2 separate regions of the Homo sapiens genome follow, and region 1 is linked to region 2. A link is an interaction called in ENCODE POLR2A ChIA-PET data of the cell type or tissue named here. Cell type or tissue: MCF 10A. All regions are shown on one strand. Links, peaks and the distances in the headings refer to the core of each region. The heading gives the core; the rest is flanking DNA.

Evidence for each region. Peaks named below come from ENCODE experiments on the same cell type or tissue, not always from the same donor. Only the 100,000 strongest peaks of a DNase experiment are listed, where the experiment ranks them.
Region 1: POLR2A ChIA-PET joins it to region 2 with 6 read pairs; 4 of 35 experiments call an interaction of 5 or more read pairs at or near these places.

Annotation. Positions count from the first base shown.
Region 1 is chr9:108,628,243-108,640,371 of GRCh38, forward strand. No RefSeq gene overlaps it. Among named protein-coding and RNA genes, the nearest start is that of ACTL7B, 220 kb to the right of the region's middle. RefSeq lists an enhancer at 6,017-7,216. In MCF 10A, for the core only: no CTCF peak of the experiment used is centred there; DNase peaks (open chromatin) are centred at 6,129 and 6,699.
Region 2 is chr9:108,556,036-108,568,164 of GRCh38, forward strand. No RefSeq gene overlaps it. Among named protein-coding and RNA genes, the nearest start is that of ACTL7B, 290 kb to the right of the region's middle. RefSeq lists a silencer at 6,320-6,517 and an enhancer at 9,892-10,011. In MCF 10A, for the core only: no CTCF peak of the experiment used is centred there; a DNase peak (open chromatin) is centred at 6,336.

The sequences.
Region 1 (12,129 bases), core at 5,120-7,619, 72 kb after region 2:
CTGCTGTGGACGAGGAGCAGTTTGTCAAAAGAGAACAAAATGCAAAGGAAGTGAGAGTTGATGACACCCAATAATGAAGAAAGCAAACAACTTTAGAAACTACATTCAATAGAGAACAGGCACCAAGCTGCAGCTGGGCCAAGGTCAAGGTGCTGGCCACTCATCTCCTTACCTAGCTGGAAAGAAGAGAAATGGACAACAAGAAACCAGTTCCATTGAGATAAGCTTCAGTCTGTCATGCCAGACCTTGGACTTGGTGCCAAGTTCTGTGATCCAGGGAATATAAACATGAAAAGATACAATCCTTGTTATCAAAGCCCTTGTAGCCAGAAGGCTGACAATCCATCTTTCCTTCTGGAAGAAGTTAGCAAGAGTTAGTGTGTTGGAACAGAAGAGACAAGGGTTTTGGTCCCAAGCTGACCTAGTTTTGAGTTCTGATAACTCACTTCATTAGTTATGGGACCTGAGGCAAGTTATTTCATCCCTCTGAGCCTCACTTTTGCCACCTGCGAGATTGAGAACTTATAGGATTATTAAGAGGGCTAGAGTTTAAATTTTTTTTAAAAAAAGTTCTAGCACACTTCTTGTCACACAATAAGAGCTATAAAAAATGATAACAATAATGCCGATAGGAACATGCACTAGGCTCTTGTCACATGCTAGATGTGTGAGATTTTGAGATTAAGTCATGTTGCCTCTCTGATTCACTGTATCTTTAGCTTAAAAATGAGCTAGTAGGATCTAGCTCATAGGATACTATACAAATCAAATTATATAATGCCCATAAAATTATCCCCTAAGATATAAAATACTGAGGCCCTACAATATACTATTATTAGAGACAAAGAGGGTTGGAATAAAATAATTACAATTTCACAGACCCTTGGATCATTTTCTCTTCTAAACAAAGGTTTATGTTCACTTTTAAACAAGCATTTATATGCCACTTGATATGGTTTGGCTCAGTGTCCCCACCAACTCTCACCTTGAACTGTAATAATCCCTATGCATCATGGGAGGGACCCGGTGGGAGGTAATTGAATCATGGGGGTGGGTCTTTCCCATGCTGTTCTCATGACAGTGAATAAGTCTCATGAGAACTGATGGGTTTATGAAAGGAAGTTCCCCTGCACATACTTTCTTACTTGCCACCATGTAAGATGTGCCTTTGATTTTCCTTCGCTTTCTCGCATGATTGTGAGGCCTCCCCAGCCATGTGGAACTGTAAGTCCATTAAACCTCTTTCCTTTATAAATTACCCAGTCTCAGGTATGTCTTTACTAGCAGCATGAGAATGAACTAACACAGTAAACTGGTACCAGTAGAGTAGGGTGCTGCTGTAAACATACCCAGAAATGTAGAAGTGACTTTAGAACTGGGTAACAGGCAGAGGTTGAAACAGTTTGGAGGGCTCAGAAGAAGACAGGAAAATGTGGTAAAGTTTGGAACTTCCCAGAGACTTCTTGAATAGTTTTAACCCAAATGCTGATACTGATATGGACAACGAAGTCCAGGTTGAGGTGGTCTCAGATGGAGAAGAGGGACTTGTTGGGAACTGGAGCAAAGGTTACTCTTGTTATGCTTTAGCAAAGACACTGGAGGCATTTTGCCCCTGCCCTAGAGATCTGTGGAACTTTGAACTTGAGAGAGATGAATTTGGGCATCTGGAGGAAGAAATTTCTAAGCAGCAAAGCATTCAAGAGGTGACTGGGTGCTGTTAAAAACATTCAATTTTATGTACTAACAAAGATTTGGTTTGGAATTGGAACTTATATTTAAAAGAGAAGCAGAGCATAAAATTTAGTTCAGAAAATTTGCAGCCTGACAATGGAATAGAAACGAAAAACCCATTTTCTGTGGAGAAATTGAAGCCTGCTGCAGAAATTTGCATAAGTAACAAGGAGCCAAATATTAATCACCAAAACAATGGGGAAAATGTCTCCAAGGCATGTCAGAGACCTTTGAGGGAGCCTCTCCCATCACTGGAGGTAAAAATGGTGTCATGAGCCAGGCCCAGAGGCCCCCTGGTCTGTGCAGCCTAAGGACTTGGTGCCCTGCATCCCAGCTGTTCCAGCCATGGCTAAAATGGGCCAAGGCACAGCTTGGGCTGTGGCTGCAGAGGATGCAAGCCCCAAGCCTTCCACGTGGTGTTGAGCCTGTAGGTGCACAGAAGTCAATAATTGAGGTTTGGGGACCTCTGCCTAGATTTCAGAGGATGTATAGAAATGCCTAGATGTCTCGGCAGAAGTTTGCTGCAGGGGCAGGGCCCTCATGGAGAACCTCTGCAAAGGCAGTGTGGAAGGAAAATGTGGGGTCAGAGCCCCCACACACAGTCCCCACTGGGGCACTGCCTAGTGGAGTTGTGAGAAGAAGGCCACCATCCTCCAGACCCCGGAATGATAAATTCACCAACAACTTGCATCATGCACCTGGAAAAGCTGCAGACACTCAACACCAGCCTGTGAAAGCAGCCAGGAGGGAGGCTGTACCCTGCAAAGCCACAGGGGTGCAGCTACTCAAGACCATGAGAACCCACCTTTGCATCAGCGTGACCTGGATGTGAGACATGGAATCAAAGGAGATTATTTTGGAGATTTGACTGCCCCACTGGATTTCAGACTTGCATGGGGCCTGTAGCCCCTTTGTTTTGGCCAATTTCTCCAATTTGGAACAGGTGTATTTCACCAATGCCTGTACCCCCATTGTATCTAGAAAGAAACTAACTTGCTTTTGATTTTACAGGCTCATAGGTGGAAGGGACCTGCCTTGTCTCACATGACACTTTGGACTGTGGGCTTTTGAGTTAATACCGAAATTAGTTAGGACTTTGGGGGACTTTTGGGAAGGCATGATTGGTTTTGAAATGTGAGGACATGAGATTTGGGAGGGGCCAGTGACAAAATGATATGGTTTGGCTCTATATGCCCACCCAAATCTCACCTTGAATTGTAATAATCCCCACAGGTCATGGGAGGGACCCAGTGGGAGGTAATTGAATCATAGGGGTGGGTTTTTTCAGTGCTGTTCTCATGATAGTGAATACATCTCATGAGATCTGATGGTTTTATAAAGGGGAGATCCCCTGAACACGCTCTCTTACCTGCCATCATGTAAGACATGGCTTTGCTCTTCCTTCACCTTCCATCATGATTGTGAGGCCTCCCCAGCCATATGGAACTATGAGTCCATTAAACCTCTTTCTTTTATAAATTACCCAGGATCAGGTATGTTTTCATTAGCAGCAAGAGAATAGACTAATACACTACTTAATATGTGCCAGTCACCATCCTAAGTGCTTCATAATAATCATCCTCATCTTCATAACAATTGTTTGAGGATAGGTAGTTTTATTATCCTCATTTTAAGATGGGGAAACAGAAGCTCAAAGAAGCTAATCATTCACCCAAAGTCACACAGATGGCAGGCAATCTTACACACCATGTTTCACTGACCACAGAAATGTCACTAAAAATTAAACGATGCCTACAGTGACATGTTTAAATTGGGAGACTCTAAACAAACTTATCTTAAGAGCCAGCTAGCTAAATGGCTCTGCTCTAGGCCTCAGTTCCCTTCCCTATAAAATTAGAGAGAAATTGTGATATAGTGGTCTTTGAAGATGAAATCACACAAACCAGTATTTCCATCAGAGCTTCATTATTTTAATGAGGCAGTTTCCAATACACTGCCCTGTTGTCACTACTCATTCTTATAAACTATTTGGTGAAGATAGAGGGCACTTTGACAAGTACAATGATGACTGGCAGAAAAATACCATAGGCACAGGCAGAGGACATAAGTTCCTCTAATGTAGATAAAGGGTGGAATGATTTAGCTGTATGAAAGCAGCTGAGTGACGCAGTGGGCACAGCTTCATCATCCCCATTAAGGGAAGGAAGAGCTGCCCAGCCTTCAATCCCCATAAAGCCACCTGCTGCTGACAATATTACTCAACTAAGACACCCTTCAAGAAGTCCTCATGTCTGTACCGGGGTCCAGACCTATTTTGTCCCCCTCTACTGTTCTAAGGATTCTGTTCCCATATCTTCCTACCCACCAAGTGCACAGAATTATCACAACCATGTCACAACCAGCCTACATTGTCTATGCTTGAGGAAGGGAAATGTCCACTTCCAGGTGCATTGGTCTTACCTGAATTCTCTTCATAAGGTAGGCAGGGAATGAGTTCTATCTTCCAGCTAAGGAAACTAGCATCTTCAAAATCGAGTAACCAGGAAGATGGACCAGCAACATATGGTGGGAAAGCACAGTCCACGTCTCCCAACAGGTCAGAGTCAGATCCTGCCTGCTCATTGAGTGACCGTAAGAGCTTAGAAAGATAACTGGTGAACGTTATTTCCATGAACTTGGGTCCTTACTTGCAAAATGTGAAGAATATCACCCTTTATTCACTGGGACTCTGTGAAGATTGAGATAATGTATATAAAACCTCTAGCATTGTGTCCAGGACATAGTAAGCCTCCACAAAAATATTATTTCCCTCTTCATTTCTTTTCCCAAATCATGTTATTTGGGGAACAGTTGAAGGAGTATTTGGGCTTTTAGTTTGGAAAAAATGAAGTCTCAGAAAACAGCAGAAAGATGGTGAGCAGAGGAGAAGATAGTCTCAAGAATTGTTCTAGGTAGTCCTCAAAGACAAGAATAAAATTGGATGCACATAAGTTCTGAGTTAGGGGATGAGAAGGATGGAGGTGACGTAAAATTTAGTTCACCATAACAGAGAACATTCTAGTATTTGGCTGCTGTGAAAGTTTTCTGAGGAAACCAATTTTCATCTACAAGTTATGATCTTATGAATGATTCTGTTCATTGGAATTGACAAAAAGCTTGATCATTTCAGCCACGGTGGCTCACACCTGTAATCCCAGCACTTTTGGAGGCCAAGGCAGGCAGATTACCTGAGGTCAGAAGTTTGGGATCAGCCTGGCCAACTCAGCAAAACCCTGTCTCTACTAAAAACACAAAAGTTAGCCAGGTATGGTGGCAGGTGCCTATAGTCCCAGCTACTTGAGAGGCTGAAGCAGGAAGGCAGAGGTTGCAGTGAGCCAAGATTGCACCACTACCTGATAGAATGAGACTCAGTCTCAAAACAACAACAAAAACCAACTTGATCATTTCAAAAGGGCAACTTAAAACTCTTCTGCAAGCGTAACAGACACTAAGAATCTACCCAGAGTTACAGTATAAGCCTGCAGATAATCTCTGTTCCAAATCCCCCCACATAGGATTAATTTTTTTTTTGAGACGGATTCTTACTCTGTCACCCAGGCCAGAATGTGGTGACACAATCTCGGCTCACTGCAACCTCCACCTCCTGGGTTCAAGCAGTTCTCCTGCTTCAGTCTCCCAAGTTGCTGGAATTACGGGTGCATGCCACCACGCCTGGCTAATTTTTGTATTTTCAGTAGAAATGGGGTTTCACCATGTTGGCCAGGCTGGTCTCAAACTGACCTCCAGTGATCTGCCTGCCTCAGCCTCCCAAATTGCTGGGAATTAGGTGTGAGCCACCATACCCAGCCCACATAGGATTATTCTAATTAAAGGTCATGGCTTTCCTTTTAAGTCATGATTCCCAGGAGTCATTCTAGAGTCCGGAGTGGCCTCTTCATTTCCCCAGACCAATGCATCATTTGGTGCTTATTAAATAGTGAATAAATGAATGAAGCAAATGACTAAATGAATGATAACTGGTTTCTATCACTTGGAATACATATTTGGTGCATGGTGTTTCTGTCTATTTTCATCATTTGATTGCAAGCATCCTTGACAAAGATGACAGTCACCTCCCAAAATCTGTTGTTTTCCCCCTCCTTAGTAAGAAAATCCCAAACTCCTGAATTTATTCAGAGCAACCATGTACACAGTTAAAGGACTGTATTTCCCAGCCTCCTTAAAAGGTGGATGTGGCCTTTTTACTAAGGCTGACCTATGAGATTTAAGTACTATGTGGTACTTCAGGAAGTGTCCTTAAGAGGAAGGGAAGGGTCCTCCGGTCTTCCCTTCTTCTCACTGCCCGGATTGTAACAGGTGGAGCTCCAGCCACCATCTCAGGCTGTGAGAACAAGGCCACGCCCTCGGGATGGAAATGTTATAACCTGGATGGAGTCCAAGTCCCTGATGACTCTGTGAAGCTGCTGTTGCAAGCACAGGACAACCTACTCCCAGACTGCATTTATGTAAGAAAATAAACCCTTGGATGTTTAAGCTGTTTTAGTAGGGACTCTGCTAATCCCAAGGGACCCTAATCCTAAAACCCACTTTGGTTTTTCTGGTTGTAACAACCAAATCCCAGTGACTCACAGTGCTGCCCCTAACACGTAAGTCTGGACAGACAGACAACCTCCCCTGAATAATTAGTAGCTGAATACATTAATCACAAAGCCGATGTTTTCTGCAAGACTGCCCTTTGACTTTTATTACTTTATAAAATATTTTTCTCTAACAAAGCCTGCCCGTTAACCCTCCTCTGACCAACAGCTGCTGTGCCCCTTTTAGAACAATGCTCAGCGTCATGTCTGCCATTCTGCCCAGTGACGCCTCTCCCCTATTTACCCACCTCAGCCAGTGCTTCTAGTTGGAAAATTTCACAAATACCAGTTCACACTTGCTTCTGATTCTAGGGCCCAAAAATGCCACAGTTCTTGAATGGAGAGTCATCATGACAGTGACTCAACCCAAACTTGAAAGCGAACTTCCACCACCACAGGATTAAACTTGATGGGAATTTGGGGTGTTGGCCTGACATACCAACCCCAGGAACGTGACTCTTTACTCAAGCCTCATCACTAACATCACACATAAGATGCCAAAATAATTTCATTATGTTCCCAGCTATCTATGGTATAATCATGACATTTCAGAAAATGCCTGTCCTATATCCCGGTGCTTAACTTTGTTTTTACATTGAAGCCACAAAAGACATTTCACGTGTGGGGCACTGCTCGAGCCTCTGGATCCCCACGTGATTCATAGGTATGATTTCTCACTTGGGTAGAAATCCATATAAGGTCATCTTTGCTTCCTAAAAATCAGAAAACTCTGTCGCTCTCATGAAACCACTGAAGAACAATTCTGGCTCTAGTTCCCACATTCCATCTGGTTATGTGTGTGCCTGCCTGGTGGCCTCCCTCAACTCTGTCCCCATCGACAATTCTGCCAGCCCCTCACATCCAGACCATAAAAGCCTTCAGAGAAGAGACGCACCTTTTTCTGACTCTATGATGTGTGCATAGTAGGAATTCGACTCACCTTTATTTAATTCAAGTTTTTTACTTAAGAATATTACTAAGAGATTAACCTAATTATAAGATATATATTATATGTATATGAATATAAAATTAATCTAAAGTACTAGGAAATCTCTGAGGTGTAAGCTTCCAGAAAAATCCCACCTCAGTTTGGGAAGAATACTATATACATGTACTCACTCTCCTGCACACACAAGGAAACGCATCCATGGATTTCATTTAGTCTTTTTCTTCCTTTTACATTTTTTTCTTCCACTTACATTTTCCTTTTTCACCTCCCTTGTGCTTCCATAATTCTTATCACCAGCCAAGTGAAGGTTATTCGTAAGCTACAGTCAGATAAAAACAAGAGTGAGCCCTCCTTAGACCCCTTTCCTGGGAAGGGCAGCACATACTCAAGGCATCAGGATAAGGGAGCTTGTTGGGTCACACGCAGTTCAGCCTTCCTCCTTGCAAGCTGATGAAGGAGGCTTTTATTCCTGAAGGACTTTTAAAAACAAAAGAGGAACTCGAGAGAAAAGAACCCCATCCTGTAGAATGAATTGTATACAGTTCATTATGTCCTTAAACATAAATACCACAAACAAGCTACAAATAATTTACCAGCCAAGCCACACTGTGGCTCTGGTATTAACTACCAATCCCTGGTATGAAGCCCTTAGACAGCCCTGGTTTTGCTCCTCCTCCTTCTGTGGAGTTCTGCTTCTTATCTGCTGCCCCTCCACTTTGCCCCCTGCAGGTTTACTTCCAGAGACTTTGCCTCCTTACAGGAGAGTTGGCAGAAGTCCTACAGAAAATTCTTCATCTGTCCATGGCCATACCACCCTGAATCTCATCCGATCTTGGGAGCTAAGCAGGGTCTGGCCTGGTTAGTACTTGGATAGGAGAAAATTATCCATCTCCTGTCAGCAGATTTCTTTGTAGTTCAGACTCTTAAAAAATAACTCAGCTCTTCAGCTATAGCATTTTCTGGGCTCTTTGATATTATCTCTCCCTGCATCACAACCTGGAAATTACTCCAGGCAGTAAACCGGAACATTCACAGGGCTCATCTCATTTGTTTCCTATCTCTTAGGGATCAAAGAGACTTCAATGCCTGATGTCCAGTGTCATGAAACTGCTGTTTCATATATTTTGTCTGGTTCGGGAGGTTCTTTTAAGCAGGTGCATAAATCCAGTCCCTTTACTCTCTCTTGGATTAAAGCAGAAGGCCTGGGTTCACTTTTAAAACCAAATTGCAAATAGATAAAACAAGACAAACTAGATGTTGGATGGATCAATCGATAAATAGATCGATGGATACATAGATAGATCTGACATGAGATAAACTCACTCAGATATCTGTAGAACAGATTTTGGTATTAATTTGGGGAAATAATTACTAGGTCACTTTTTTTGCTTGACACCGAATTTCTCTTTAAATACAACAAAGCAACACCTGTTTAACGAAGTAAATCATCCTTAAGTCTTTTCTAGTTAAAGGCAGATACCCAAACATTTTTCCAAGCAAAGAAAGTCATGCACATCCATCCTTGGACATCCAAGTCCAAAATGTGCCAACATCCACTGTGAGGGATTGTCTGGGCTATTCATTCTCCTCCTTCTCTTTCAGTTGTTTCCCATGCTTCTCCTGGATATTCCCCTTCCTTAGCAGAGAATAACCCCTCTGAGATTGTTTTTAAGGACGTGTTTTGTGCTTCTTGGTTTTGTTTCTGTTTTGTTTCCCTTTCCAGTTTTTTCTTGGGCAAACATTTCTTACTGTCCTCCTTTTGCTTGTGTTCTGGTTCTTTTTGAGCCACATAACATGTTGTTAATCATGAAATCTCTAATTTACATCAGCAAGTAGGAACATCTTATGTTCTGTGGATCCTATTGTCTCGGCTCTCCTTTTCCCATGTCTTGCTGCCTTAGAAAGTTCTTCTCCAGGAAGTAACCCTCATTAGATGGGCTCAAAGGGAGTCGTGAAAGGTGCACAGCATGGTATGACTAGACCAAAAGGCAGCAGGGATCCCTGGGTAGGCCTTTGCTGCTTTCCTTTGAATCACCAAATGTCAGCATTTAAATCTGTCCTAATTATTTCCTTCTCTGTTTGCTGCTGCAGCGACCCTTGCAAATGCAAGAGACAAAACAGATACGTTTCACTTAGCTGCCTGCTAGACCCACAGACAGCTCTTCGACATGCCTTCACTCTTTCGGTAAAAGGTGTTACACTACTCCCCAACTTTCAGAGGAAAGAGATTTAAAGGGTTGGCCAACAGTCCTGGTTTGCCAGGGACTGAATGGATTCCCAGGAATTGGGATTTTTAGTTTTAAAACAAGTCTTCCTTATACACAAGAGCAAAGATCTCTCTAGGATCTATTATTAGAAGTAAAATTTCTGGTAATGAAGAAATGTACATATCTTGAATTTTACAAATTTTGTGTCCACCAGTATGTCTGTGGGTATTACACATGCTTAACAGCATGTGTAAGATACTAATTTGCCACATCCTTGCTGCCACTTTACACTATAGATAGAAAATAGTGTATCATGTATGATTTAAATGTGAATCTCCTCACTACTAGTGAGGTTGGGCACATTTTCATAGGTTTATCAGAATGGGTTTCCTCTTCTATAAACTGCTATCCATATCCTATTTACTCATATTTTTTATGAATTGTCTTCTGTTTATTGATTTGTTAATGTTATTAATCTGTGCATTAAACCTTTGATTATGTGAGTTGAAAAAATGAAGGAATAAATAAAACCAGTCAGTCCTGTGCAAACTAGGATGAGCTGATCACCCACCCTAGAGCTTCCTGGTTGAATATTATGGCATTTCTGGTTCACCTTAACAATGATTTCCAGCTACAGAAGAAGGATAATCAATGCAAAAAATTAACCACAATCACGTTCAAAGGTAAAGATTCCCAATCACTGATTTCTCTAAGTACTGAAAACCGGACTGCATAGTAGGGCAGTTTGGGAAACATTCTAGATGTCTTTAAACACTTTTACTTGTTTTTCAAAATATTTCACAGTGTGAAAAGTATTTTCCTGCTTTATTACTATTACTATTATATTTTCAAGCATTACTCCTATTTTAAGACACAAATTTTGGAGCCACTTTATTGGCCAATGCGATGGAATACCTAAAAAATATTGTCTGGGTTACAAGCACTTTGTTTTATACCAAAAATGTCATAAATCCATTGTGTAGAAAAATACCAACATGCATACATATTCGTTAGAAAAATACCAACATATAAACATACATATTATATTCAGGTACAGACACATTAATGATTATTTCTACGTCCACAAACTAGAAAGAAAGAAATGTTGGCAGAGTTTATTTTCCGACAAGTGGGATGGCAGACTATGCTCTTTTTTAGTTGTTTGCATTTCTAAGCTTATAAGTATGAATAAAAACAAAGGTCAATAAAAAAGAAAAGGACCTGGAATTCAGAATTTTGTGAGGTTAGAAATTCAATTTTCCCTATTACAATTTTTATAATTCCTTTTCGTGCAATTATGCTTACCCTTTTACTTGGCTATGACTTTATTTTTGTGGAGCATGTAGAAGATATTTAATTTATTTCAACGAATCCCCTATGTTTGCCAATTAAGTTCTTCCAACAAATCCTCTATTACTGGTTACTTAACATTTCTAATGAATGGCCTATTATCAGATATATAGCTATTTCATTCTCTCCTTGTCACAAAAAGAAGGAAGCCCAAGAACTACAAAATCACCCTTGTAATGTACCAATACTGGACTTATCTGGGGAAAAAAAAAATGATGATTGTAAACTTTTCATTTTTTTACCAAATCATCATTCCAGCCACATCACTGTGTGGCTGACTCTCTTCATCAAATGGCTTTGGCCAAAATGTTTTCAGCCCTATCACCCAGAATCCTGACGTTCGAGTTTCACGTTCACTTTGGGGAGGATCATAGAGACCAGGATAAAAGAGCTAGAAGAAGCAAAGAATACGGAGCAATGTTGAGACGCCTGTCACTTTAAAGCTGTCTGTGTTTCCTGAGAACATTCGGAGGTATGAAGGACTACTACCATTACAGAAAAGTCTCCACAACCTCATTCTCCTCCTCCCTCCCTCTCCTCTCCCTTTCCAGACAACAGCCCAGAATAAACAGCCACCATTATGTCCCGACAGCCTGAAAACTTAGAACACCTTCTCCTCACTTCATTATGTTAAAGTTTCTATATTCTAAATATCCTCCTTCATACTGCAGTGTCTGTTCTACCAGTTATGAAGCTTTCAGCTGCCAGTTACCCTGACTCAAACAGACTCAGGAAATAGCTTAAGAGATATGGAAACCAATTACTTCACTTAAGAAAGTCCAGAGATCAAGCAAGCTTCTCAGAGTTCCTCGATTCTATGAAACAGCAGAGCCATCAGGAACTCAGATTTTTCTGTCTTCCCACTCTTCAGCCTCCATGTACAAGCTTCGTGTTCAGACAGCTGTTTGCATGGTTGGAAAGTGGCTGCCAACAGCAACCAAGAAAACACATTTCCTTATTCACGCCCAAGCAAAGACAGAAAGGAAGCTGCTCTCCCAACCATAAAATATAAGCCTTCCATCTAGTCTTATTTGACCAATTTAAGATACACCTTCCACCCAGAACCAAAAACAGTTGCCAGGAAAATTCCATGTGCTGATGGGCCTAGACTCAGAGTAACTAAACTTCACCCCCTACAGCTGGAAATGAGGCTTCTGAATAAAATAAGGGTTCTCTTAGGAAAGGAGAAGGAAAGGCCTGCTGAGTAGATAACCCACAAGTCCAGTATACCCATGCTGCAATTCCCTCCTACAATCCCTTCATTCCATATTGATTAAATTACCCAACTAGTTGC
Region 2 (12,129 bases), core at 5,101-7,600:
AGAGAAGAGTGCAGGGGTTATTCACGTGCATTTTCACGTTAAAGAGATCGCACTGGATCAAGCTCAGGGGCTCACTTTAAGACATTCATTTGTTCTTTGGACAAATCATCTGATAACTATTCCATTGAGGAACAGATACTTCTGCCTCCAAAACTTACCTTGAGAAATCTGCAAGAACAAAAGTGGATAATTTCAGATACATTGCAATGGCATGTAGACATATCTTAGGAGAACATCTTAATTACCCAGAAAGTATTAAAGATTGCAAATAAAATATTCCACAAATACAGCCTGTCTGCTTGTGGCTACTAAATTGATTATTTGAGATATTTTTCACACTTGAGAGTTATATTAGCACCTAGTCAACACCCAGTAGATTAACCACAATAACTATAACTAATTTATTCTATCGAACGTGGAATCCCAAAATGTCTGAGTGATAAAGGACACACAGATCATCTAGCCCAACACGAGGTTCACATCCTGCTGCTCCCTTTTCCCATGCATGTAGCAGACACTAGCAGCCCTCCTTCTTGCTGAACATGACCATGGCTTCACAATCCCTATCAGCTGAGCCTTCTGAGCCAGGAATTCTAAACCAGGCATTACAGCACCCAAGGGGCCCAAATTTGGTTTTTGGAAGATGAAAAAAATACTAGATATTATAATGGTTTGTGGCCTTCCAAAGAGTCATAGTACATAAACACATAGGCAGTATATCTGTCACATTAGAATTACTTGAGAAAGGAGAATGACTAGGGAAAAAAAAGGTCTGAAAAGACTCCTTAGGAGTTGAGAACCACCAATCTAGGCAATAGCTACCAACCCTCTACAGCTGGCACATAAAAGGAAACTTACTTGCCATCCCAGATCACCCAAGCCTCCCATTTTAACTGACAGGAAAAGTGAGGCTCAGACCGGTGAAGCGAGTTGTCCCAGGCAACATAGGCAAGAAATGGCCAAGCCAAGTCTTAAATTCTGACTTTTAATTAAGTGCCCAGTTCATATTGCGATATATCATGTTATTACCAAAAGAGAGCCCACTTTACAATCCACTTAGTTAAAATTACATTTATAAAGCAGGCAGAAAGGAATAATAAAAATATTACAGAAATATTCAGTTGTTAGTTCACAATGTAAATGGTGTAGGGGAAATGGAGCATTAATACAGAATACCTATGTTCCTTTACTGAGCATCTACTGTGATCAAGAACAAGTGTCATGTCTCAGGTTCCCCAAGAAAGTGACCAAGATTATTCTGAAGATCCTCTTTTTCTGTCATGACACATGGATCCCCATCTCATGTGTCTATCGATAAGCTGAGGAAACTGCAAAACACACCCACACACACACAATCAGTCCCTAATCACTGAAGTTATCCCAAGTCAAAAGGAGGCAAAATCACATTAATTGTTAGATTGTAAAATGGATCTTAAGGGTTTTTTTTTTTTTCCTAAATTGAAACAGCCCACATGGACTGAACCACTTTTAAAAAGAAATTATATAATAACAGAATTTCCAGGGCACCTCTGCTAAGGCTGTTCAGAGCCTTATCTATTCTGGCCAAGGTGGTGGCTGACAATACTCTGTACATGGGCAAGGAGAGCTAATGAGTAGAATTTGCATGGAATCACTGAAGCTGATTTTGGCATCCCGGCCAGCCATCTGTGCTGATATCTTACTCTCTCCTTTCACACCTCTCCTCACTGTACCAGAGGGACCTCTCTAAAATGCACATCTGATCATGTCATCCTCTGTTTACATATTTTGGGTGGTTCCCTGCTATCTCCAGTATCCATTCAGACTCCCTGGCAGGGTGGGCAAACAAAGTGCTTCTCAGATTGGCTTGGATCTACCACTCCAGCCTCCTTTAATGACACCTCCTCACCCCATCCCACCTCTTTCCCTTTTGGTGCTACACTTCAGCCAAACTAAAGAACTAGTTGCTTCTCAAGACCATCCATGCCTTTTCCTGCCACTATTTCTTTACAGAAGCAGTACTCCTTCTCGGACATGTGAAGCCAACAAACCCCTGTCCCTCAATACCCAGCTCAAATGTCAACACACATTTGCAGCCTTCCCTCACCCACTTATACTTTATATTAGAGAACATAGATATTCATGCCATTGCTAACACAGACATTCAGGGCATCACTCCAATGCCATCATTCATGGAGGGGTAGGGAAACATCACAGCCATTTCCAACCTCCAGCCCCATAGAAACAGAACAATGTTAATGAGAACACAAACTTTAATGTTAATGAGAACACAAACTTTCTCAGGGATAGGGTCACATCTTATTTACTGATATGGTTTGGCTCCATGTTCCCACCCAAATCTCATCTCGAATTGTGATCCCCACGTGTTGGGAGAGGAATCTGGTGGGAGGTGATCGGATCATGGGAGCGGTTTCCCCCATGCTGTTCTCCTGAGAGTGAGTGAGTTTTCAGGAGAACTGATGGTTTAAAAGTGTGTAGCAGATCCCCATTCTCTCTGTCTCTCCTGCCACCATGTAAGACATGCATCGCTTCCCCTTTGCCTTCCACCATGATTGTAAGTTTCCCGAGGCCTCCCCAGCCATGCTCCTGTACAGCCTAAAGAACTGTGAGTCAGTTAAACCTCTTTTCTTGATAACTTACCCAGTCTCAGGTAGTTCTCTATAGCAGTGTAAAAACAGACTAATATGTTTAACTTTGCATGCTCAGATCATAGGAGGTGTCATTAGATGTCACTGAGTGAATGGATAGATGAATACCAACTTATCTATATATGTAACTGAACTAGCACAACTGCTACTGCTATTCACATAAATGACCACAACTACCAAACTTACAGCTAATGTTTACTTGTTAATTATAAAACTATGATATTGTGCAGTGTTTCTCACAGGACGAGAAACAACTTAAGAATTTTTAAATTATGGTGACAGAATTCTACACGGACACAATGTTAAATAATGTTGGGCATGTTGGAAAAGTTATTTCTTTTCCAATTCTGTTTCAGACCTTCCAGTGATGTAAAGGAGAAAATCTCAGTCTGATGCCCTGTGATTTTAACACCTCTCTAAAACCATGCTAAATTTTTTGAACAAAGAGAGGGTAGATCTTAGGCTCAGAGACTTCAACAGAAATTAATACTTAGCTAAGATATAATAACAGTGCTTCATTCTCATTGTTTTTATTTTCATGGTTACTTTCCAATTAGAGAAAGCAATATTAGTGTTTTTATTTACTGTAGTAATATAAAGTTTTCTTGTTAAATGTATTTAAGCTAAACATTAGTCAGTTTAAAGAAACAGAAGAAAGAAATAATATTAGAGGTAGTTTCAAATATTGCAGAAATAGTGAGGATGGCACCCAAGTGCCCTGCTAGAGTGGATAGAGCTCTAGGCTTAGAAGGCAAAAGGCCTGAGGGGAATCATAAGTCTTTTGCTCTTGGGTAAGTTACTAAATTTCTTTGAGCTTTTTTTTTTTTTTTTTGAATTGGCAGAGTATGACTAGTAGTTGCAACTTTTCCTATTTAAATTTTTTGTGAAAATCAGATTAAATTATGTGCATGGAAATGCTTTGGAAATGGATAGAGAGTTACAATATTAAGATCTAAACAACTCAGCTATGACACACTGCACCATTCCTTCCCATCCTGCATACCCAGCGTGGTTGAAATTTAATTGAGTTGAGTTGAAGATGTTCACTTGTGCCCGTGAATTTAATCCTCCTCCTTCCCAAAATCCTGTTAAAATGACCAAAGCCATTTTTATGTAATAAAATATCACAGGAATGGTGTTATTAACCAATCAAAATACATGAGGAATTTTTGCCAGATGTAGGACATACCAGGACCATTAAAGAAATCACTGAATTGATCGACAAGCCCACCACCCAAGAAAAATAAAGGAGACAACCACAGGGCCAGTAACAGCATCCCCAACTCAGCCCCCACACCCTGAGCAACAGGGGCAGGAGGCCCCATTACACTGGGATGAGGACAAAAAGAAAGGGCCAACCTCAAACCCACAAATGACTTCTGGAAACTACCTTAGTCCAGGCAATCAAATTGGGGTCGGGGAGGGGCACTGGAGGGGTAGGGAGACATCACAGTCATTTCCAACCGCCAGCCCCACAGAAAGAGAATAAAAACATTAAATAAAGAAGTGATCTTTCACTTACAAACAACTGGCCCTCCAATTTAACAAAATAAAACTACAAGAATCTAAATTTTTCTTCTTTTTGCCCCTTATATCGTCATCAGGAAACTCCAACCAGGAATCTATAGAATGTATGGCCACCTCAACTTCAGATCCTGAATGAGTTCTCTGAGGATTTTGAGCTCATGGGAAGCTTAATATGAGACACTAGAAGAATGGCTCTGCCCAAAAAGTCAATAGTATTTGAAGCTCTATTGCTAGGACTAGAGTGTTAAGAAGAAGGGAGGTAGACAGGTGTGATCTGCTTTGCACGGATTAAACTTTACTTGTGGTAATTCCTCTAACCAATTCTAAATCCATGCATAATAAAGGCTGTTTAAAACATCATATGTCTGGAATCTCTCCCCCACCTCACCCTTCCTTCTGCCTCAGTAGTAAAAACCTGAGCCTAAGACAGGAGAGAAGAGGAGAAATTAAGGAAGTCTGAATGGGCTGAGTTAAACAGTTTTTCAGAATTTTGACGAAGAAAGATAAGAGACTAAAGTTAAAGCAGAGAAAAAAGAAAAAGACAGTAAATATAAATTTCTTACATTTTGCTGTTAGGAAATGATCCCTTTGAGGTTTTGTTTTGTTTTGTTTTTGTTTTTTGAGACAGAGTCTCACTCTGTCGCCCAGACTGGAGTGCAGTGGTACAATCTCGGCTCACTGCAACCTCCGCTTCCCAGATTCAAGCGATTCTTCTGCCTCAGCCTCCAGTGTAGCTGGGACTACAGGCAGGTGCCACCACACCTGGCTAATTTTTTATTTTTAGTAGAGATGGGGTTTCACCATGTTGGCCATGCTCATCTCGAACTCCTGACCTCAGGTGATCCACCGGCCTCGGCCTCCCAAAGTGCTGGGATTACAGGCGTGAGCCACTGTGCCTGGCCTTGAGGTTTTCAAATAATTTTATTAAATATCTAAATGTGTTCTCAATCACTTTTGGTTGTGGACAAAGACTTGGAGTGTGACATGAGCCCTCCCCGCCTTAACTGGGTCACACATACTTCAAGAGGGATAAACTGGAGGGTGTTCAAAGCACAGTGGCTCAAGTGTGAAGCCCTGAAATGGTGTTGCATGAACAAAACCTTGAAGAAATGGGCTACTTAGCTGACAAAAGGACAAGACTTGTGAGCAGGGGCTGAAGGAATGTATTTGTTCTACCCTAAGAGGGAGAATTGGGACAACTGGTAGAAACTGTGGCAGGGACAGAAATCTGCTCGATATTAGGAAACAATTTTTTTTAACTGAGAGTGCTGTGTGAAGCAGATTGAGCTTCCTAGGCTGGAGACAGGGATTGGAGATTACCTGTCAAAGAAAATACCCAAATTCGGTTTGTAGAATCTCTTCAATGGGACAGTTCAAGCAAGAGGGAGCTGGGGAATGAGGCTTGGTTTAATGATTTTCCTAACAGATACAAAGATGGGGGTGATGAGAGAAAAGGAAAAAAGTAACTGAATTTTAAAAGCCCAAAGTTTTAAGGCCAATAGAGGCCCCAAGACCAATCTTCGGATGCCAAGGACATTTTTCCTATTAGATTCATCAAAAAAGACATTCTCTTTTGCTAAACAAAAGAAGTTCCCTTCTGTTCTCTCAAAAGAAAAATAAGCAAACACTAACTATCCTCTAACTTGCCTGTCCAATTCTCCTGCCTTGGAATATCGCCCTAGACATAGTTCTATCTCCTCTCTGATGACAAGTTATACTTTCACTGTCTCACTGTATTCTGGCCTGAGAAAGACCTGGGGTTTGCCTGGTCAGCCCAGGCTACAGCTGACAATTTGCAATGTTGCCGTGGATTAAATACAGACTCCCAGAAGACAAATTCTCTTCTCCCAAGGGTGTCTGCCTCAGCAATTTCATCTCAAATGGAGAGTAAGACTGAACCAAACTCAGAGAATCCCCAGAGGAGGCTAAGGCCAGGAGTCAACACCAGCAGCTGAAATCCCCAGAAGAGATTGCAGACAGGAGCTGGGTCTTCTCCATCCCTGAACTAAGACTCAGGCAATAGCTGGCTGAGCGTGACTCAGAAGACATATCTGTGCCTGTGAACAAAGCCCAGGCCTTTGGGCTGCATGATCATCACATGACACTCACACCAGTGTGCCAACAGGTGAGCTGCTGTGACTAGCACATCAGATTTCTTTCTGTCCAGGCTTTCTGCAGAGTCCGCTCCTCACAGGTAAGGCAGGAAATCTGAGTAAGGCAACAGCAGCAACCGCAATGAGTCAACAATAGGATGAGTGAATATGCACATGAGGACCTATGACTGCCTTGTCCTGGGGAGGCTCAGGAGATTCACAGAAAAAGGAGAGATGGCCCCTGCCCTTAAGGAGCTCACAGTCCATTGGGAAAACAGTCACATGATCTCATCCTGGTAACATAACGGGGGGACACCCTCATAGAGGTGAGACCTTTGAGGGAGCACAGATAAGGGAGTGATGGATTATCCCTGGGTAGCTCTCCTGGGCATTATATCATCCGAGCAAGAAAACGTGTAGTAAGGAGAGGAAAAAAAAAAAAAAAAAAAAAACATGAGAAAATGCACAAAGGCAAGACATTTGCTTCAGCTATTTGCGGTAATAGTTTGAGTTTCATTTATTATAGAATTAAATACAAATGAAACTTCTGTAGATGATGGCCCCAATACTAAAAGTGTTTTGGTAGGTAGAATCAATGCCTTCCACTGATGGGACACCAGTGAACACTGATTGGTATCCCAGAAACAGATGTAAATTTCTATCCCAGAATGTAAAGTCTATCCCAGAAATAGACTCCAGAGCAAATTACATATATCTATCATGTCAATAAACATACACAAGGAATAGTAAATAAGGAAGGAAAAAGAAGGCTTCTTTTGGTTACAGAGTATTCAATTTAAAAAAGTGTCTGCCAAGCACAGACTTCCACTATGGGGGCAGAGCAGTAAAAATGACGGCACTGAAGGGCAGTGACTGGGAAAATGCTGGAAATGTGAATAGGTCAGGTCGTTAAACATGGACATAACTTCTTTCACTCTCTATAGGAACACTGAGTAAATACATGAGAGGTGAATTTCCATCAGAATTCAGCTGCCTCAGCCCTGACCAATGACCAATTTAGATGAAGATGTTTGACAAGACATAGTGGATCATGCTTCTAGTGACAGATCTGCAGGCTTTTGTCCAGGATAAACACCTTCAGCAAAACCATCCTTTCCTGACCTCCCAGGAGACTGTGGGATGCCTACTGAATGGAGCTACCTGCATGACCTAGATTTTTCTCCTTATAAATTTTAGAAAGAAAATCACATCACGGGTCACCAAATGAGCTGTCATTGACTTGGTCAAAGAAAAATCCATGGGCCGGGCACAATGGCTCACACCTGTAATCCCAGCACTTTGGGAAGCCAACAGGGGCAGATCAACTGAGGTCAGGAGTTTGAGACCAGCCTGACCAACATGGAGAAACCCCATCTCTACTAAATATACAAAATTGGCTGGGCATGGTGGCGCATGCCTGTAATCCCAGCTATTCGGGAGGCTGAGGCAGGAGAATTGCTTGAACCCGGCAGGCAGAGGTAGTGGTGAGACGAGATTACACCATTGCACTCCAGCCTGGGCAACAAGAGTGAAACTCTGTCTCAAAAACAAAGACAAAACCATAAACAAATGATAATTCCAGCAAACGCAGGTAACATTGCTCTATTATTTTATCCCATTTTACTGGAGGTGGAGGAGGCAAATAGAACAACATGCTTTTCTTCATATTTCATTTTTGAAAGCTATTTGAGGATAGTTATCTCTCTCAGATCAAAAGAGGTGGTTTTGGAGTAACAGAAAGTGCAGTAAGTAGGTCAAAGGGTTGTTTGTTTGTTTGTTTGTTTTAAAAAGCTGGGTTTACCTTACAGCCTCTAAATTTTCATCCTGAGCAGGTCACTCTGCCTCTCTGGGTCCATTTCCCAAGATGATCTTCTCATTTACCACACTTTTTTTTTTTGAGAGACTATGACTTCCAGGCTGGTTGATAGATTCAATCTTAAGATTCAGATAAAAATTTCATTCATTCATTTACTCAATAAATATATTGAACTCCTATTATGTATCAATAATTGTCCCAGACATTGTTTCAGATTTAATGAGTTTCCTCATTCTTTGCTCCAAAGAGAACTTGAGGCAGCTTGAAATAATAGTTCAGTACAATAAATACCAATTTTGAGAAAAATAAACTGAAATCAGGCATCATATAACCACATATGTGTAACATAAGGTCCTTCTTAGTTATTTGCTAGAGATAGGCCACTAGTTATTTGCTAGAGGAGACTAATTGTCTCTGAGCTTGCTAGCAGCCAATGCAAAGAGGGAGACACTATCTATTTCATAATTTTCTGGGTCTAAAAGATACAAATAACATCTAAGCTATTTCTGATACTGAGATCGAATATTTAATGTCAGTTTGTCATAAATACATCAAGCTACAGAAACCTTAATTCAGCAAACATTCACTCACATCTACTCTTGTGCCAGGTATTATAATGAGTGAGATGAGTAAAATCTAGTCTGTGCTCTTCAAGTTTTTCATGTTCAAAAACTGCAGATCAGGACTCGTAGACCGTCACTGTCAATTCCTCCCCATTCCTGAAGATGCCCCATCAACCCACCATGATGTTATGAGGCAACCTTCTAGAAATCTTCCTAGCTTAGGGAAAATTCCAGCAGTGTGTTGAAGCTGGGCATACAGAGATGGGGAGATGAGGGCAGGAATGGGGTGTTCTCTGTGGTTAGGAGACACAATGTCCCGTCTCCACCCATTGCAGCTCTAGAATGTGTATCTAGAACACAGCACATGGAATTTGCGGATGTTTTTTAAAGTCTTTATCATCAACAAAAAATCTGCTTTGCAATGCTTTAAAATGCCACCATTGGCAAATGAGAATCATCTGACCTGAAAGAAGCTGAAGGCCCCCTCTGTCCTGTCTAGAGGGCTGTGCTAATGCCAGGCCAAGGTAACCCATTTCTCCCCAGAACAGCCAGATTGCTCCTGGGTACACAGAAGTTGACTAAGAAAATATACTGCCCTTCAAAGGATCTGCTCTACAGATCTTTGAAGGCACCAATTTTATTGTCCTCATTGTCCCAAGAAAGCATCCCATCAAAACCCATTAAACAAAAGTGAGTCATGAAGCAGACGAGTGACTTACTCAAGGCCATACAAGGCAGAGTAGGAACTCGACTGCAGAAACACTCCACAACATGCCTAGACCCTATTTGGGATTTTAAATCTCAGCTCTGTTGGGACTGTGGCTTCCTGAGTATAGAGACCATGTCTTCATGTCTCGTTCATTTCTGCAGCCTCAGTGGCCTATCCTATGCCTGGAACAACATTAGGAGGTCACACTGTGCTGTTTGCATTCGGTTCTTACAACCCAGGGGTGGATGGACTCTATCTAGCACAGACTATCAATGCTGGAAGCACACTGGAGCACCTGGGAAATGTTAACAAAACATGGATATGTGGGCCCCACCCTGAACCAAGTGAATCAGAACTGCTGATCTAGCTCTTAAAGTACCAAAGCATGGCCATCTTGCCTCGGGCTGAAGCCCAAAGTCACAACAGATCTCCAAATGCATTGTTCTTTGAAGGTTAATTCCATTGGGATGTCCTTGCCAAGGCTTTCCCCATGGTAATCCCAGAATATTCTTCAAAAACCAAGGGCAGGAACCTATTCCCTGTTACTGTTCATACACTGCCATCTAGTGGTTGCTGTGGCTCTTCCGGGGGAGTGTCATAAAGACATAGTTGTGCCCAGCTGTAGCTGAGAGATTTCCTTGTGTGCCAGAACCCCAAGCCATTTTATTATTTGGATGTTCTTTCCTTGCAGAATGTCCCATGATTTCATCTCTTAGGGTATCTACAAGTCTTTGATTTTATTTGGATAGACAGTCCAGGGTGGAAGTGGAACCAGGCCCAAACTGAGAATCAGCAACCTGTATGTGGGCCCTGTGTGTGAGCTCAGCAATGTGCCAGTCATCAGACCCTGGACATGTCATTTAATTTCCTGTGCTTCAGTTTACTCATTTGAAAGATGAGGAGAATAACCCAGCCCTCTACATTACCAGAAAGTTTTTATATCAATGAGATCACTAATGTGTGAATTAGCACATTTGTCACAAACATCCACGATCATGAAAATAAACAAACACACACACACATATTCCTTGTTATGCGGGTCATGACACACGTGGTACATGGACAATGAAAAATAATTCACTGATTAAATACATGGAAGCTAATTTTGTGATTTTGAGTCCTATGATCATGAAGATGACAAAACTACCTTTCAAATGTGTGGCTTCGACTTTCTAACGGAATGGATAGAATTCACATCCCACTGAAAAGAGTTCTAGGTCCACTGGATTAACTGAAAGGTCACTAAAGCAGAGAATTCCTGAGATGGGTCATTAGTGTCTCCCTAACCCAGTCATCATTTTGTGTTTTTTTTTTTTTTAGACAGAGTCTCGCTCTGTCACCCAGGCTGGAGTGTAGTGGCGCGATCTCTGCTCACTGCAACCTCCACCTCCCGGGTTCAAGCGATTCTTCTGCCTCAGCCTCCCGAGTAGCTAGGACTATAGGCGCACATCGCCAGGCCAGGCTAATTTTTGTATTTTTAGTACAGATGGGGTTTTACTATATTGGCCAGACTGGTCTTGAACTCCTGAACTTGTGATCCACCTGCCTCGGCCACCCAAAGTGCTGGGATTACAGGCGTGAGCCACCATGCCCAATCCTCAATTTAAAGAGGCTGTTAGGAGAAGAAGACCTGTTGGTGGATTCTAACTCCTTGTGGAGATTCCAACCAGGAAACCTCCTGGTGCAGTCTCCATCCCGGGAAGACCAGGGGAGGTGGCGGGAAGCAAGTCAGGAAGTTGCAAAGAGAGAAGCCTCCTAGGAGCTTTCTACCTGGGGAAGTGCTGTATGCAGGTTCTACCTGGGGAGAGGGTGTCTTAATAAGGGGCATCTCAGAAGAGTCTTGCAATTTGAAGCCCACACAGACTCAAATCTATTCATTGGTGGGGGGTGTAATTTTCCATCTTTTGCCAATTGCACTTTTTAAAGAGCTAAGGGTCAGCTTACAGAAACTAAAAGATAGGACTTTAAAATTTATTTTAATGCTTTAGTCAGAACAGCAGCAAGTCTCCTACTCTGGTATGTGTAAGAATCACCTGGGAAGCTACTTTCAAATGGGCCCCAAGCAAAGATCCTGACTGCAGTGCTTTGGATGGAGCCCAGGATTTTTAATTTTTAATAGACACTTCCAGGTGATTTCATTCCAGGTGCTCCACAGATGGCACATTAAGAATCCTTGTTAAGAAATCTGATTTCTCCTAGGCTTTAGATGCTATAAAGCCACCAATTTTTATCCAGTGGAGTGGGACAAGATGTCTACTGAGATAGGTTAAAGCTCAGAATGGGGAGCAAATTCCCCTAAACACATGGTCTGGGAGGAAATCCAGTTCAGCAAAGCAGAGAAGCCAACAGTCTTGGCATCAGACAGTAGGTGGAGGTCAGGATCAAAAGACATAACGCAGCAGGTCAGAGGGCATGGCCAAGGTAGGCATGACAAGCATGGGGTGTTAGATGTCACAATTTCTCTGATTCTCACTGCAGGAAGGGAGGTTTCTATTGTCTCTATTTTATCACTAGGGCAGAGGAAGTCTATTGTTTACCCCTCACTGTATCTATCATACCATCACCTAAAGAATGCTGTGGTAGTTTCCAGGGCCCCCTCAGCAGGACATCGGGGCCTTTACACATGCTCTTTCCTTAACTATGCCCTCTCTAGTCTCTTCCCCCATCTTTCTCCCCTGTCTGGGGGACTCATGGCTAAAGACTGAACTCAAACATCTCTTTTCTTGCAAGACCCAAAATCAGAACAAATTATTATTGAGATTTTGAAGCACTT